2 separate regions of the Homo sapiens genome follow, and region 1 is linked to region 2. Evidence: chromatin contacts called from ENCODE Hi-C or POLR2A ChIA-PET data. All regions are on one chromosome and are shown on one strand. Each heading gives the region's core, a stretch centred on a gene start or an enhancer-like site at or near the end of the contact. The rest is flanking DNA. Distances are from core to core; before and after follow the strand shown.

Region 1 (6,959 bases), core at 420-2,919, 210 kb after region 2:
GTGGGAATTGAACAATGAGAACACATGGACACAGGAAGGGGAACATCAGACTCTGGGGACTGTTGTGGGGTGGGGGGAGGGGGGAGGGATAGCATTGGGAGATATACCTAATGTTAGATGACGAGTTAGTGGGTGCAGCGCACCAGCATGGCACATGTATACATATGTAACTAACCTGCACAATGTGCACATGTACCCTAAAACTTAAAGTATAATAAAAAGAAAAGATTTATATCTGTGTGTACATTTTACCTCAATTTAAAGGAGTATACACAGCTTGTATTTTTTTCTAGCTGATTTGTTGCTATTATACTATTTGTACTTGAGAGTAGATTTCATTCTAAATTGCTCGTTTTTGTTTTGTCATTCATTCTTTCATCCCTTTTAAGTTTTAGAGAAAACCAACCTGTCATCAATTTGAATATGAATAGAGAAGCAAGGGAGGGTGAAATGCGGTGGCCAGTTCAGTTTAGTTTATTATAGCACGAATACAGTGGAGAAATGACCAGGATATCAACCAAGGAGTTGACATTGGTAATGGAGAAGAGGAAAAGTGCTAGAAAATTTGATGGTATATACAATAGGACTGATTAGCCATGGTGGGCAGAGTAGGTCAGTACAGTAGAAGGAGAAAAGTAGAAGTAATTCTAGGTTCCTGTCTTGAGTGACTAAAGATGAATGTCAGTGCCCATCAAATAAGAAAAACAATACAACAGGCAATAAGTTAGAACAGGAAAGGCGAACGGGTGATGGGCTGATAAAAGACGATGAGTTCAGTTGTGTACAGATTGAGTTTAAGTGCCTAAGGGAAACCCAAAAGGAGAGGTCAAATAGGCAGCTGGTCATATTATCCAGATCCACTAAATCCTTATTAGGTTGTTACAAAAGTAATTGCAGTTTTTGCCATTAAAAGTAATACTTTCTGCTTTGCAGTAGAAACTTGGGTTGGTCCCCACATATCGTTTTTAAGTCTCATGTATAAAAATGAATTTAATCCTTCTGACTCCCTTCAACAAAATATTCCAAGGCCAATGACAAATTTTTGACTTGCTTTGCATTTTGAAAATAATTATCTCCAAAGTTTAGATCAGGCTCTATTATGAGCTATCATGGTAGAAGTAAAAAGCATCTGAGTTTTGGAATCAGGCTGACCTTGATTCCAATCCTTGCTCTGCCATTTAGAAGCCAGTTGATCTTGGATAAGTTTATTTATGCATCCTGGCCTCAATCTCTTCTTCAGCAAAAGGGGATTAGGAATCCTATCTTGCAGTAGTGTTATGAAATACTGTGTGGGAAAGAACCTAGCATACAATAAATGCTTAATACATATCCATGTATTTGTAGCCTTCCTTTCAGAGGATGAAGGGTTGATTTACAAGCAAAACAGTATTAGGCAAAATTGTAAAGTATGAAAAAATGCTAGACCATTTTCTTCCCCATGCCTCTTCAAAGTCCAAGACTTTCTTTCCTCTTTTCATCATCAAAAATCAGCTCTCAGGAGAGGATGTGACATCAGTCCTTTGCCTCTCATTGTTAAGTTTACATCATCCCCTCCTTCATGTGCCTGGGGGGACTTCACATTCCAGGCCTTCTATGCAACAATAGAAAGAATGGCTTTGTTTCTGGTTAAAGGCTCAGTGTGCTGGTTAGAAGGAGGCTGTGCCTGGCAGGGTCCCTTCCTGGAACTCCTGAAATCCTCCCTATGAAAGTAGCTAATTCTCTTCTGTGCCTCCAAGTTAGTAGCTTAAAGCAAAAGAAAACACTATTTCACCATATCTAGTATATACTTGTCCCCAATTAGCCATCTGAAGCTTCTCTCTCTACCCTCCCCATCATCTACCCACCTCCCTGGCTGTGTGGTTTTATTTTGGATTTCAATTATTTTGTTATTAGTAGTAGTAATTCTCCATAAGAGACAAATAGGGGGAAGGGGAGTATTTGTCTATTATTTATTGCTGTTTAGGCTAAATGTCTGCAGGTTAATTAAATAGAAAAGTGTCCCCCCCGGGAATGTAGTAGGTCCCTAGTGGTCCAATAAGGTAATAAAACCATGGTGAAACTGAAAGCATTATTGCATGCTGCTTTATTCTCATCAGCAAAGACTTCCAAATACAAATGTAGTCAATTATTGGGTGATTCAGAACAGGAATTTTTGGAATTTAATTATGAAAGTGGTCTGTGTGGGCACTGCAGTCACTGATGGGCAAATGACTGGGAGCTGTCCAAGGGCCAGTGACCTGATGTCTTGACTAAGCACATTCACCCAGAAAGGGATGGTTGAACAAAGAATTCTGCTCTGGCTTTATCAAAGAAATTGTCTACCACTACAACAACCTCTCTTCAGTGTGTGTGTGTGTGTGTGTGTGTGTGTGTGTGTGTGTGTGTGTGTGTACCACCTCATTTTCTTTGTTCCTTCAGCCTCCCTCCATTAATTTGCTAAGTCCTCCTAAGGATCTTAAATTCCTCCAAACAATAGGACAGATATCTTCAGCATCTGAGCAACAATGAAATCAATAAAGACTTTGGAGGGGAGCAAGAAGAATGGTGTGTAGTAATGGCAATTATTCACTGAAAGCAATCTAACCCATTCTTAATTTAATTTGGAGTGCCATTATTTCAGGATTCCAAATGCTAAGGTCATTTTAATCATGCAGATCTCATGTCTTATCGAGTTGTGGCAGAGAATTACTCTTTTTTGTGACCCTGAGTTAGCAAGGACATACTGGGCAAACAGCCAAGGTGCAATACGCTCAATAATAATAATAATCTATACCTAAAGTTAGAGTGATGGTTATTAGCCATTGGCTATTCTGATAGGAGGAGTGTCACCTTTTCAGACCCTCTAGCTGGGTGACTTAGCACTTTCTTTAGTGAATGAAAAGCATCATCACATCAACTATCTTTCTTTCATGGGAGGAAAGAAGGCATAACACACATACTATAGAGAAAAGGTATAAAGTAACAAAATTTTTTATATGTAAAAGAGAAGTAGGTATAGGGGGAGGGGTTTGGGGGAGAAAAGGAAAATAATCTGACCTTGGAAAGAAGGGGAAAAAAACCTCTTTCCTGGGGGGTTTTCTTAGAGTGTAGGAAGAACCAGAGATTTATTTTGAACCCATTTCCTCGTCACAAAAAGAAAAAGAACTTGGAGATCTACTTCCTGTAAAAGAGCAAACAGATATTAAGTCCCAGGTCATTTTAGTCTGTAAGCAAGGTTTGTGTTCTCTTTTCTAATAGCTGTTGTTTGTTGAATTCAAATTGTATACAGGAAAGTTCGCAAGTCCTTTGCATATATTAACATTATTTAATTTTCACTGCAAAACCTGCAATATATATTTTCTTCATTTTATAGATGGGAAAAGTGAACCTTTAAGAGGAAATGTGTAATTTGTCCACAACTAGCAAGAGACAGAGCTGGAATTTTTCATTTAGAATTCCAAGCCTCCCACTTTTTATTCTGCGTCACCAGGATTTTTTCAACTTGCAGAGGTATTTTGTTGTTGCTGCTGTTTGTCTTAATGAAGAATTCAAATATGGCCTTCCAAAATATTTTTTTCTTGAGTTAAATAGGTTTCAAAGCTCTCAAAAAAGTACTGAAATATCTAATCATGTATTATCTCCTTTTCAGAGTGCTCTAAATAAGTTTGATTTTAAAGGCACAATTAGTTAAAATAGGCCTAAAAAGTTGGCGTGCACTTGATTTGGAAGCTAAGATTGGCACCCATGGTCTTAGCAATTAGCTATCATGAGAAAGTAGATGCTGAACCAGAGGACACTTGATGTGTCCTATCTTGGGCCAGCTTGTGCTAGAAGATTCTATGAATGGGTTGAAACCAGTTTGCTCTGTGATGTTGAAAGCCACTTACCTTCCCTGTGCCTCACTAGATAGTGATATTAGTAGAAATTTTGATCACTATCTCATTCTGCAAAAAGCTGCCAGGACTAATAAAATAATACTAGCAAAATACTATTTGGTATAAAGATATAAGTGAATTATTTTTCACTATTTGGTATAAAGATATAAGTGTTTTTTTTTTCTTAAACACAACTCCAAAACATTAATCCCTCTAATTCACCTTCTAGGGAATAAAGTCACAAGCTAGTCAATAATTCAAACTCCCCAGTAAAATGAGAAAGTATTATTGACCCTGAAGAGCACAAAGGTTAATTTATTTGCAAAAATCACCTCCTGCCTCCTGCTGTGGGTGGAACGAAAATATGTCAAGACTCATGAGAAAGCAATCACCTCCTTCTCCCTATAGCTCGACATTTCTGTTTGTTTTGTGTGTGTATTGGTAGGGGACCTAGGTCTCAGGAAGACATGTTGGAGAGATGTTTGAGTATGCTTGCTACATATCTAAAAATTTGTATGTTCTAACTTTGTCCATGAAGCCATAGGGATCAAGAGGAATATTGGCAAATGTAGATGACAGCCAAGCACATTTTGCCGGCCAGGCAGATTTTTTGCAAGCCCCTTTATTTATTTATTTTTTAATGATTTGCAAGCCGGTAAATTGAATTACTCAGTTTTGATTATAAAATAGGTTAGTAGGGAAGCCCAGAAGGTCCACTTGTTCACCATTACAACTACTATCTTTTCTCTCTACCTGATACTGTTCTTCAGAGAAATCACTTCTACTTTTTTTTTTTTTTTTTTTTAGACAGAGTCTCACTCTGTCAGCCAGGCTGGAGTGCAGTGGCATGATCTTGGCTCACTGCAACCTCTGCCTCCTGGGCTCAAGTGATTCTCCTGCCTCAGCCTCCTGAGTAGCTGGGATTACAAGCATGTGCCACCATGCCCGGCTAATTTTTGTATTTTTAGTAGAGACGGGGTTTCACCATGTTGGCCAGGCTGGTCTCAAACTCCTGACCTCAGGTAATCTGCCCACCTCAGCCTCCCAAAGTGCTGGGATTATAGGCGTGAGCCACCACGCCCGACCATCACTCCTATTTTTAATCTAATCTACAAAAACTATGCATTTCTTCAAATTAGTCCCAATAATTTGAATAAGAGAACACTAATTTTAAGTCATGACTTGTTGACATTTGACTTTTAAACTTAGTCATGAGCTCATTAAGAGGCTTTTTGATTTAAAATACCCTTACTTTGGCCAGGTGCAGTGGCTCACACCTGTAATCCCAGCACTTTGGGAGGCCAAGGCTAGTGGATCACTTGAGGTCAGGAGTTTGAGACCAGCCTGGCCAATATGATGAAAGCTCATCTCTACTAAAAATACAAAAATTAGCTGGGTGTCATGGCAGGCACCTGTAATCCCAACTACTCAGGAGGTTGAGGCAAAAGAATTCCTTGAACCTGGGAGGCAGAGGTTGCAGTGAGCTGAGATTGCACAACTGCCCTCCAGCCTAGGCAACAGAATGAGACTCTGTCACAAAAATAAATAAAAATAAAATAAGTAAAATAAAATACTCCCGCTTTAAAATGCATTTGGGAATGATGTATAGTGGATAATTGTTCTTTTATTATTATTATACAGAATCCATCCTCCCTTCTTTCCGCAACAGAAACCCAATTCCCTTTAGGGGACATGTATCTTCCACAAGGTGTGTAGTCTGAGTAGGATTATAAATGAAGGCTCCTCCCCATCCCCTTGATAAGTGGTGGAAGTGTAACACCCAACAGGCTCTCCTTGCCCCCTGTCTAGGCAGGGCCAATTTATCAAGACAGGGGAATTTCAGTAGAGAATTGCAACTCATACAGAGCCAGGTGTATGGGAGACCAGAGTTTTATTATTGCTCAAATCGATCTCCCCCAAAACTTGGGGATCAGGGTTTTAAGGACAATTTGGTGCATAAGGGGTTGGAAAATGGGGAGTACTGATTAATTGGGTCAGAGATGAAATTATAGGGAGTGGAAGCTGTCTTTTGCACTGAGTCATTTCCTGGGTAGGGTTCACAAGACCAGATGAGCTAGTTTATTGTTCTGCATGGTACCAGCTGAACCATGGAGTACAGGATCTGCAAAATATCTCAAGCACTGATCTTAGATTTTACAATAGTGATGTTATCCCCAGGAGCAATCTAGAGAGGTTCAGAATTTTGCAGCCTCCAGCTGCATGACTCCTAAACCATATTTTCTAATCTTGTAGCTAACTTGTTAGTCCTGTAAAAGCAATCTAGTCTCCAGGCAGGAAGGGGGTTTGTTTTGGGAAAGGGCTGTTATTGTCTTTGTTTCAAAGTTAAACTATAAACTAATTTCCTCCCATAGTTAGTTCAGTCTATGCCCAGGAATGAACAAGGACAACTTGGAGGTTAGAAGCAAGGTGGAGTCAGTTATGTCAGAAGTCTTTCACTGTCATAATTTTCTCAGTTATAATTTTTGCAAAGGCAGTTTTATAAACCTCACTATGTCAAAGGAGCCTCCATCCTATATATCTTGAGAGTGGCACTTGCCCATCTTAGCACCAGAGCCTGGTGAGATAGTTAGGTAAATCTTGAAACTGGGCTTTTTTTTTTTTTTTTTTTTTTTTTTTTGAGACAAAGTTTTGCTCTTGTTGCCCAGGCTGGAGTGCAATGGCGCGATTTCAGCTCACCACAAACTCAGCCTTCCGGGTTCAAGCGATTCTCCTGCCTCAGCCTCCCAGGTAGCTGGGATTACAGGCATGCACCACCATGCCCGGCTAATTTTTTGTATTTTTAGTAGAGACGGGGTTTCTCCCTGTTGGTCATTCTGGTCTCGAACTCCCCATCTCAGGTGATTCACCAGCCTTGGCCTCCCAAAGTGCTGGGATTACAGGCTTGAGCCACCTCACCTGGCCAAAACTGGGAATTCTAAAACAATTTGCTTCCTTTATTTTCCTCAGTCAGTCCTATTCCTCAGTTTTCCCTTTAATTCCGTGAGTCCTCCTAAATCATACTTCTCTCCATCCTTTATAAATTCTCATTTCATGTAAGTTAACCATAATCCATTCCTTTTGCTTGCAAACAAGTATGCTGCTACA
Region 2 (7,030 bases), core at 3,824-6,323:
ATCTCTTAACACACTTGTAACCCATTTGTGCACACAGGTGTGCCGTGACTCACTGGTGGATCCAAAAAAAGCTGAAGCCTACATTTCCCAGAGCCCCTTTCAGCTTGAATTCCAAATGTGACTTAGCTTCCTCTATGCAGATGTACCTACTTGAAACTGGGAAGGCCAAATGAGATAGAGGTAATGTTTCTGCCAACAAACAGCCACAGAGCATTTTATTTTTCTAGAAGAGCAATAACAGAGACCCCAGGGTGTGGTGTGGCAGGACGAGGAGCATCCATTTTGCTGGTGGGGATTGTGGCTAAAATAATGTGGCTCTGGAGCCAGCAATGGGCAGCATCTTCATGACTTTCCAGCTTCCAGGCTGTAAGCAGAGATAGCATCTCTTCTGGACAGCCAGTTATGTGATAGTGTTCTGAGAGTCATTCCTGGAAGTCAGACTAAAGGCTGCTCCTTCAGCCTTTCCATTCATCTTGTAAGCAGGAGGCTTCTGTGCATGGCCAGAAACTAACAAAAGCACATTGTGTCTAAACTAGGTTGCAGTGGTTTCTGTTATCAGCAAGTAAATCCTGATTGATAAAGATACTACAATATATGCACATATATATGTTATAGAATCAATAAAAATTGGATACTTTGCTTTAAAAGTTTGTGAATTTTGCTTTTAAAGAATTTCCCTCAGGGCCGGGCACAGTGGCTCACACCTGTAATCCCAGCACTTTGGGAAGCCAAGGCAGAAGGATCGTTTGAGCCCAGGAGTTTGAGACCAGCCTGGCAACATGGCAAAACCCCACCTGTACAAAAAATAGAAAAATTAACTGGGTGTGGTGGCATGCACCTGTGGTCCCAACTACTCAGAAAGCTGGGGTGGGAGGATCGCCTGAGCCTAGGAGGTCGAAGCTGCAGTGGGCCAAGATTGTGCCACCGCACTCCAACCTGGATATCAGAGTGAAACCATGTCTCAAAAAAGAAAAAAGAATTTAAAAAGAATTTCACTCAGGGTTACAGACACTTAATGTTATTAAGACCCACTAGGAACACCTGTGTATACTGCTGGCTGGTTTTACATGTCACCCCACCCTGAGCAGGTTTCTCTAGGCAGCAATAAAGCTTCTGAGGCAGAGGAAGGGAGAAACCAACACACCTGCCTTTATTTTCCATTTGTTCTCCTTGCATCCAGTTTTCACCACACTTCCCCATGCTTTCACTACAGTTCTGCCAGGCTCCTCTCAGGCAATCTCTTTACACCAGGGGCCACATAATCCTAAAGAGGGAAGGGAAGATAGCATCAAACTTTCACCCAATTATTTCAGGCAATCCATCTCCTTCCCTCCTCCTTGCTTGCTTGCTTCCTTGCTTAAAAAATGCAGAATAGGCCGGGCACGGTGGCTTACACCTGTAATCCCAGCACTTTGGGAGGCCGAGGCGGGCGGATCACGAGGTCAGGAGATGAAGACCATCCTGGCTAACATGGTGAAACCCCGTCTCTACTAAAAATACAAAAAATTAGCTGGGCGTGGTGGCGGGTGCCTGTTGTCCCAGCTACTTGGGAGGCTGAGGCAGGAGAATGGTGTGAACCTGGGAGGTGGAGCTTGCAGTGAGTCGAGATCATGCCACTGCACTCTAGCCTGGACGACAGAGTGAGATTCTGTCTCAAAAAATAAATAAATAAGAAAGACATGAAATATATTAAATATATAAATGAGCTTTCACCTCGTCATAACTTTTAAGTTAAATTAGACAAAGAGCCAATGCTATTCTATTCGAGAACCTTTGAAGTGCTCAGATGCTGCTTACACTCATCAGAAAAATACTCCATCTTATTAAATGTGAGGCCTGAAGAAAACCTAGTGTTAAAGAAAATCAATTAAAGATAAATAAAACAGAGGGGCAAAGCCCCGTTCACCAGCTTGGGTTCAGATGAAGCTCCCCCGACAGCCACTACTCCTGTGCTGTTGCAGGCTATTGTAACGGGGGTTCCACGTCATCCAGGCCACAGGCCAAGCCTTGGATGCACCTGCTCTTTGCCCAGCTGCCCCAGGGCAGAGCTCTGCACAGATCACAGTGCCTTAAGACAGGATGATAACACCCCTCAGTGTTTTCCTTAGAGTGCTCCATGCACCACAGCCATTTTTCAAAGCATCCCCCAGGCCAGGGTTAAGGCAGAACAGGTTTTCCAGTCATAGCCTCCCACTTAGCTGAGTAACATTTCTTGAGTGATCTTGTAAATGAATAGTTTGAAAGAAAAACAGGCAACTAAGGCAGTGCGGTCACATTGTTTGAGAATACAGATGCAAAATTACTTGTGAATTTACTTGCTCATTTTTCCAAAGGATGTAATCTGTACACTTAGAAGTATTTCACTCACATGGGGCTCTTTGTAGCAACACAAACCGAACAAGCTATTTCTGAAACTCATATTTAACTGTGATTTGATATCATCTTGATTTTCTTAATTTTTTTTAAAATTGTGATAAAATACACAACATAATATTTACCATCTTAACCATTTTTAAATGTACAGTTCAGTGGCAGTGAGTACATTCACATTGTTATATAACAATCACTACCCTCCAGCTCCAGAATCTTTTCAACTTGCAAAACGGAAATACTGACACATTAAACAGTAACTCCCATTTCCCCTTTCCCCCAGTGCCTGGCAACCACCATTTACTTTCTGTCTCTATGAATTTTACTACTCTAGACACCTTATAGAGTGGAATTGCTCAGTATTATTCTTTACTGACTGGCTTCTTTCACTTAGCGTAGTGTTTTCTGGCTCATCCGTGTCATGGCATGTGGCAGTATTTCTTTCGCCCGGGCACTTTGGGAGGCTAAGATGGAGAGGCTGAGAGTTGAAGACCAGCCTGGGTAACATTGCAAGACCCCCATCTCTACAAGAAAATTAAAAAGGCTTGAGCCCAGGAGATTGAGCCTGCAGTGAGCCATGATCATGCCCCTGCACTCCAGCCTGGGGAAAGAATGATACCCTGTCTCAAAGAAAAAAAAAAGAATTTCCTTCCTTTTAAAAAGATGGAATTATATTCTATTGTATGTATATACCACATTTTGTTTATCTGCAGATGGGCCCTTGGATTGTTTCTACCTTTTGTATCAGTGTGTGTGTGTGTGTGTGTGTGTGTGTGTGTGTGTGTGTGTGTGTGTGTATTTCTAGAAACTTGTTATTCTCCTGAGTGTTAAACTGTTTTAAATGTTTGGTTTTTCATTTCTAGAACATTTTCCTATCCTAAAATTTACCTATCTGGCTATCTATCATCTATCACTTTTCCTAAGGATCTTTAGTTGTTTACTTTTTAATGAAGTATAATATACGTTATGATAGTGTATTTTATGTATCCTCATATCCTTTCACTGTGGATTTAATTTTTAGAAATAACAAAAAGTCACATAGGGCAAATTCATTAAGCTGAGTGGGTGATTAAGTTAACAATAGTAATGACCATGTATTAAGTGCCTACTATGTGCCAGGCACTGTGCTAGCATTTCACACCCATTATATCATTCAGTCTTCACACCCCTGTTTGGTGGTTATTAATGATTACTAATATTCATTTTATAGATGAATAAACTGATACTCAAGGCCTTAATTGCCTTTCCTAGGGGTGCACAACTAGAAAAAAGGCAGAGCCAGATCTGCACCCAAGTCCTTCTGACCCCAGAGCTCATGCTTGTATCATCGCACCAGTGTTACTCAAGCTTTCCTGGTGATTACAGTCACATGTACTTGACAAAACCACAAACTGTTGGGCCTGTCCCAGTGATACTGAATCGAAATTTACTGAGGAGGGACCTGGGAGATTACACTGCTTGAACAGCATGGTACCGGGGAACCAGAGATCAACTTCAACCCTTCTGTTAGCTCTTAGTGGGCTGGTCAGCTGGATGTAGAAGCTAAATTGACAGCAGGCAGATTAACAAGAGAAAAATGTATAAATTTTACTAGTTTTACATGTACTTGGGGATCTTCACAAGAAAGTGAAGTCTGAACAAGAGGCCAAAGTAAGATATTCTTATACTTTTTAGACAAAGAATGATAAATTTGAGAAGAAACAACAGGAGAAAGAAAATCTGGCTAGGACAGTAAAATTTTCTAGGGGAGTCACAGGAGATATATGAGGGGGTGTAAAGCAAGTGGAAGATAAAGGTTATTTTGTTCGTAAGTTTGTTTATTCGGGTTCCTTGCAGCCTCCAAGTCTCTGGTGATAAGGGCTATTTTCTCATCCTGGTATGGATAAATCTCAGGGCCTTCGAAGAGTATCCGTCCCAGAGGATTCTTTATCCCTTGCTCCATACAGGAAGATATAGATCAGCTCTTCCTTTCTGAAACTAGAATTTCTCCATTGTTTTCCATTAGAAATAATCAACATACAAATTTTGGGATGGCACATCCTTCAGTCCTCCAATGGTATCTACCATATTTTTTTCAAACATATAACATACTTTAAGGTAATGAGATTAGGTCGTGCAGCTCACAAATAGCTCTGAAGGCAGTTCCTATAGCAGAGACTCAATTGTTATGAGCATTAGCTATTGGCATGACAGAATAGGCTTCAAAGTGACTTCTTTGAAGGACAAGATTTATTTGAATGTTCTGCTTTAGAATCATTAAAATGAGCACCCTCACTGCCATGTTGGCTCTACGCACAGTAAGATTAGAGAGACAGCGTTTTACAGTGAAAAGAGTAAGTCAACCCTGGTTTGGGATCTGGATAAATTGCTTAACTTCTCAGAGCCTTAGTTTCTTCATCTGTAAAATGGATTACTACCCAATTTGAAGGACTATTGTATACATTAGAAATAACTATATATGCCTTGTCATGTAGTAGATGCTTATAGCAGTTCTTATAATAATAAAGCGAAGTCCCCGTGGTGTATTGTAAATGTGAACCACACTCCTCAGCAGTGATCCTTGTGTGCTAAGCTAGTGGACCAGAGTTTCCAGCTGAAGTAGATCTGGAACCGAGTCTTGAAAAATGTGTGTAGAGAAGCTTCTGTACTTTTCTTATGTGGATGGCAGTGGCGAGGGGGCGGTGGCGGGTGCAGCTGCAATACTTAAAAAGGAATTCTATTGTGGCAATAAATGAATATGGCAAGAAATGAGCCTGGCAAGAAATGAATGACAATGGCCCCTAGGTGGTGCTGAATCATCATGGAAGTGGAGGCTGGACACTTGGCATTTGCGGAGGTGACTTCCTTCTGGTTTGAATTTCAAATAAGAGCAGGACAGCTCCTTGGGATGTCTGGGAAAAAAGACCAGGCAGAAAAGAGTCTTTTCACTAGGAGCGGGTGCAAAATACTCTTGCCTGTGAGGCCTCTTCAGGTCTTCGGTTTGCTTTAGTTGGAAACAGGAAGCAGGGTCAGACCAACTTGTATTCATTTGCTGAGAGCTGTTGGAGCTGTGACTGATTCTGACAGATCAAATACCATTTATAACACTCCTGTGGGGGACACTTTAACCGGGGATGTTAGTGCTAGCCCCTCCAGAGACTAAGTATGTTTGCGGGATGTGAGGACCCCTGGAATATACAAATATGCATGCTAATGAATTTTAACAAAAATAACCCATTATTGTTTTCTGTGCAACACTGTGCATTTCTCAGCTACACCTGTCCTTTCCAACCTCAATTGCTGGGCAACCTATTTTTCTTTCGGCATCAGAAGCGATAGCATCTGGGAAGTGAATCTGATGAATTCTGCCTGGCAACCAACATCTTTCCAACTGCCAGATCCTGGGGTAAGAAACTGAGATGCTCTGGAGCTGGTTCAGGGCCAGAACGCACCTGTCCTTGAGGGCCTGGTGATGGGGGAAGGAGGCTGGCCAAATGCAGAACTTCTGAAAGTCCACTTCCTGAGTTCATTTCCATTTTGGCAAAATGTGACTTAGGTTTCCAAGGGAAGGAGTTTACATGTATTAAAATGTCTCAGTGGCTGAAGTTGCTTTGTGTCCTCCGCTAAAGCCTCCTACCATCGATTCCCATCTCCAACACGTTTTCAACTGTGGTGTTTTGGGAAGGTAACCATAGCAACTAATCTTATTCAGAAATGACTGGACCTAGGCAGTAAACGGCAAGGTAACCCCATGGTAATTTTCAGTGGAAACCCAATATTGATTCTAACAATTGTACAGGCTGAGCACTGTTAGCTATTTACTAAGCACTGTTCTCCTTTAAGACATTTGATTCTCACAACCCTGTGAGGTAGTCATCATTATCCTCTCTAACACTCGAGAGTTGGCCCATGGTTGTGCAGCTAATTAAATCTGCTGGACCCTGAAATCAGCTTTTTTCTCTTATACAGACTCTGCCTTCTAAGGAAAACTGGAGAGACGCCTTCCGGTGTCTATTTTGCAGGTAGTAAAAGTGAGTCACAGAATCATGGAAATTGTTCAAGGCAACAGCAGAGCTGCAGATCCTCTGCCCTAATCCCAATAATGCCTTTCTGTTATATGTAGAGCTTTAGAGCTCTCAAGATTATCTCATCTATTGCTCACAGCGGGTCTTTGTGATGATTATATCTATTTATAGATGAGAAAATTGAGACATGAAAAGGTTAAATGGCATTTCTCAAGGTCACCAATTACTATATTGAAGAACAAGAAATAAAATCCGTTTCTAATTCTCTGCTGCCTTACTAGATGTGGTGCTTTAAAAATATTTCATCCACTTATCTGTTTCAGAATGTATCAGATACATTAGGTACCATATATTATGTGTGGTTGACAAGATTTTCAGGATTAACTTTAATTCACCAGAGATAAACTTTATATCTAATGAGATCATCTTTATGGAAATACTGTTTATGAGTATAAATGTTTTTATGTGAGAATTATATATTCTAATGAATCTTTAAAAATCCATACTTCATGTGCTATAGATGCAAAATCATAAATTTATCTCTGTAAATTGCCTAAGATGATGGTAGAGAAGGGTGTTATGCTTAAAATTTTTAGCGCTGTAAAAGCTACAATAGTCTCAAGAGAAAAATGGTCAGTAATCTTTAACAGAGCCAC

The links. Hi-C counts contacts between places; a loop is a spot of excess contacts on that map. ChIA-PET counts read pairs that join two places held with the same protein, here RNA polymerase II (POLR2A). Pooled maps may share reads with other maps.
Region 1: a loop to region 2 is called in a pooled map, with 2.6 times the contacts of the local background. The contact joins two enhancer-like sites. A Hi-C loop is called at or near these places in 2 of 168 maps with a recorded cell type or tissue (heart left ventricle and left colon) and 3 of 50 pooled maps. POLR2A ChIA-PET finds 5 or more read pairs at or near these places in 1 of 52 experiments (MCF 10A).

What each region holds. Positions count from the first base shown.
Region 1 is chr2:207,006,707-207,013,665 of GRCh38, forward strand. No RefSeq gene overlaps it. Among named protein-coding and RNA genes, the nearest start is that of CPO, 71 kb to the left of the region's middle. RefSeq lists a silencer at 1,459-1,753. Within about 2 kb of position 1,670, at least 2 of the 41 ENCODE cell types and tissues checked have a DNase peak (open chromatin) inside an H3K27ac peak, as active enhancers do.
Region 2 is chr2:206,795,543-206,802,572 of GRCh38, forward strand. It overlaps FASTKD2 (FAST kinase domains 2), which reads left to right. Exons shown (of 12, transcript NM_001136193.2): 12 at 1-647. Among named protein-coding and RNA genes, the nearest start is that of MIR3130-1, 16 kb to the left of the region's middle. Within about 2 kb of position 5,074, at least 2 of the 41 ENCODE cell types and tissues checked have a DNase peak (open chromatin) inside an H3K27ac peak, as active enhancers do.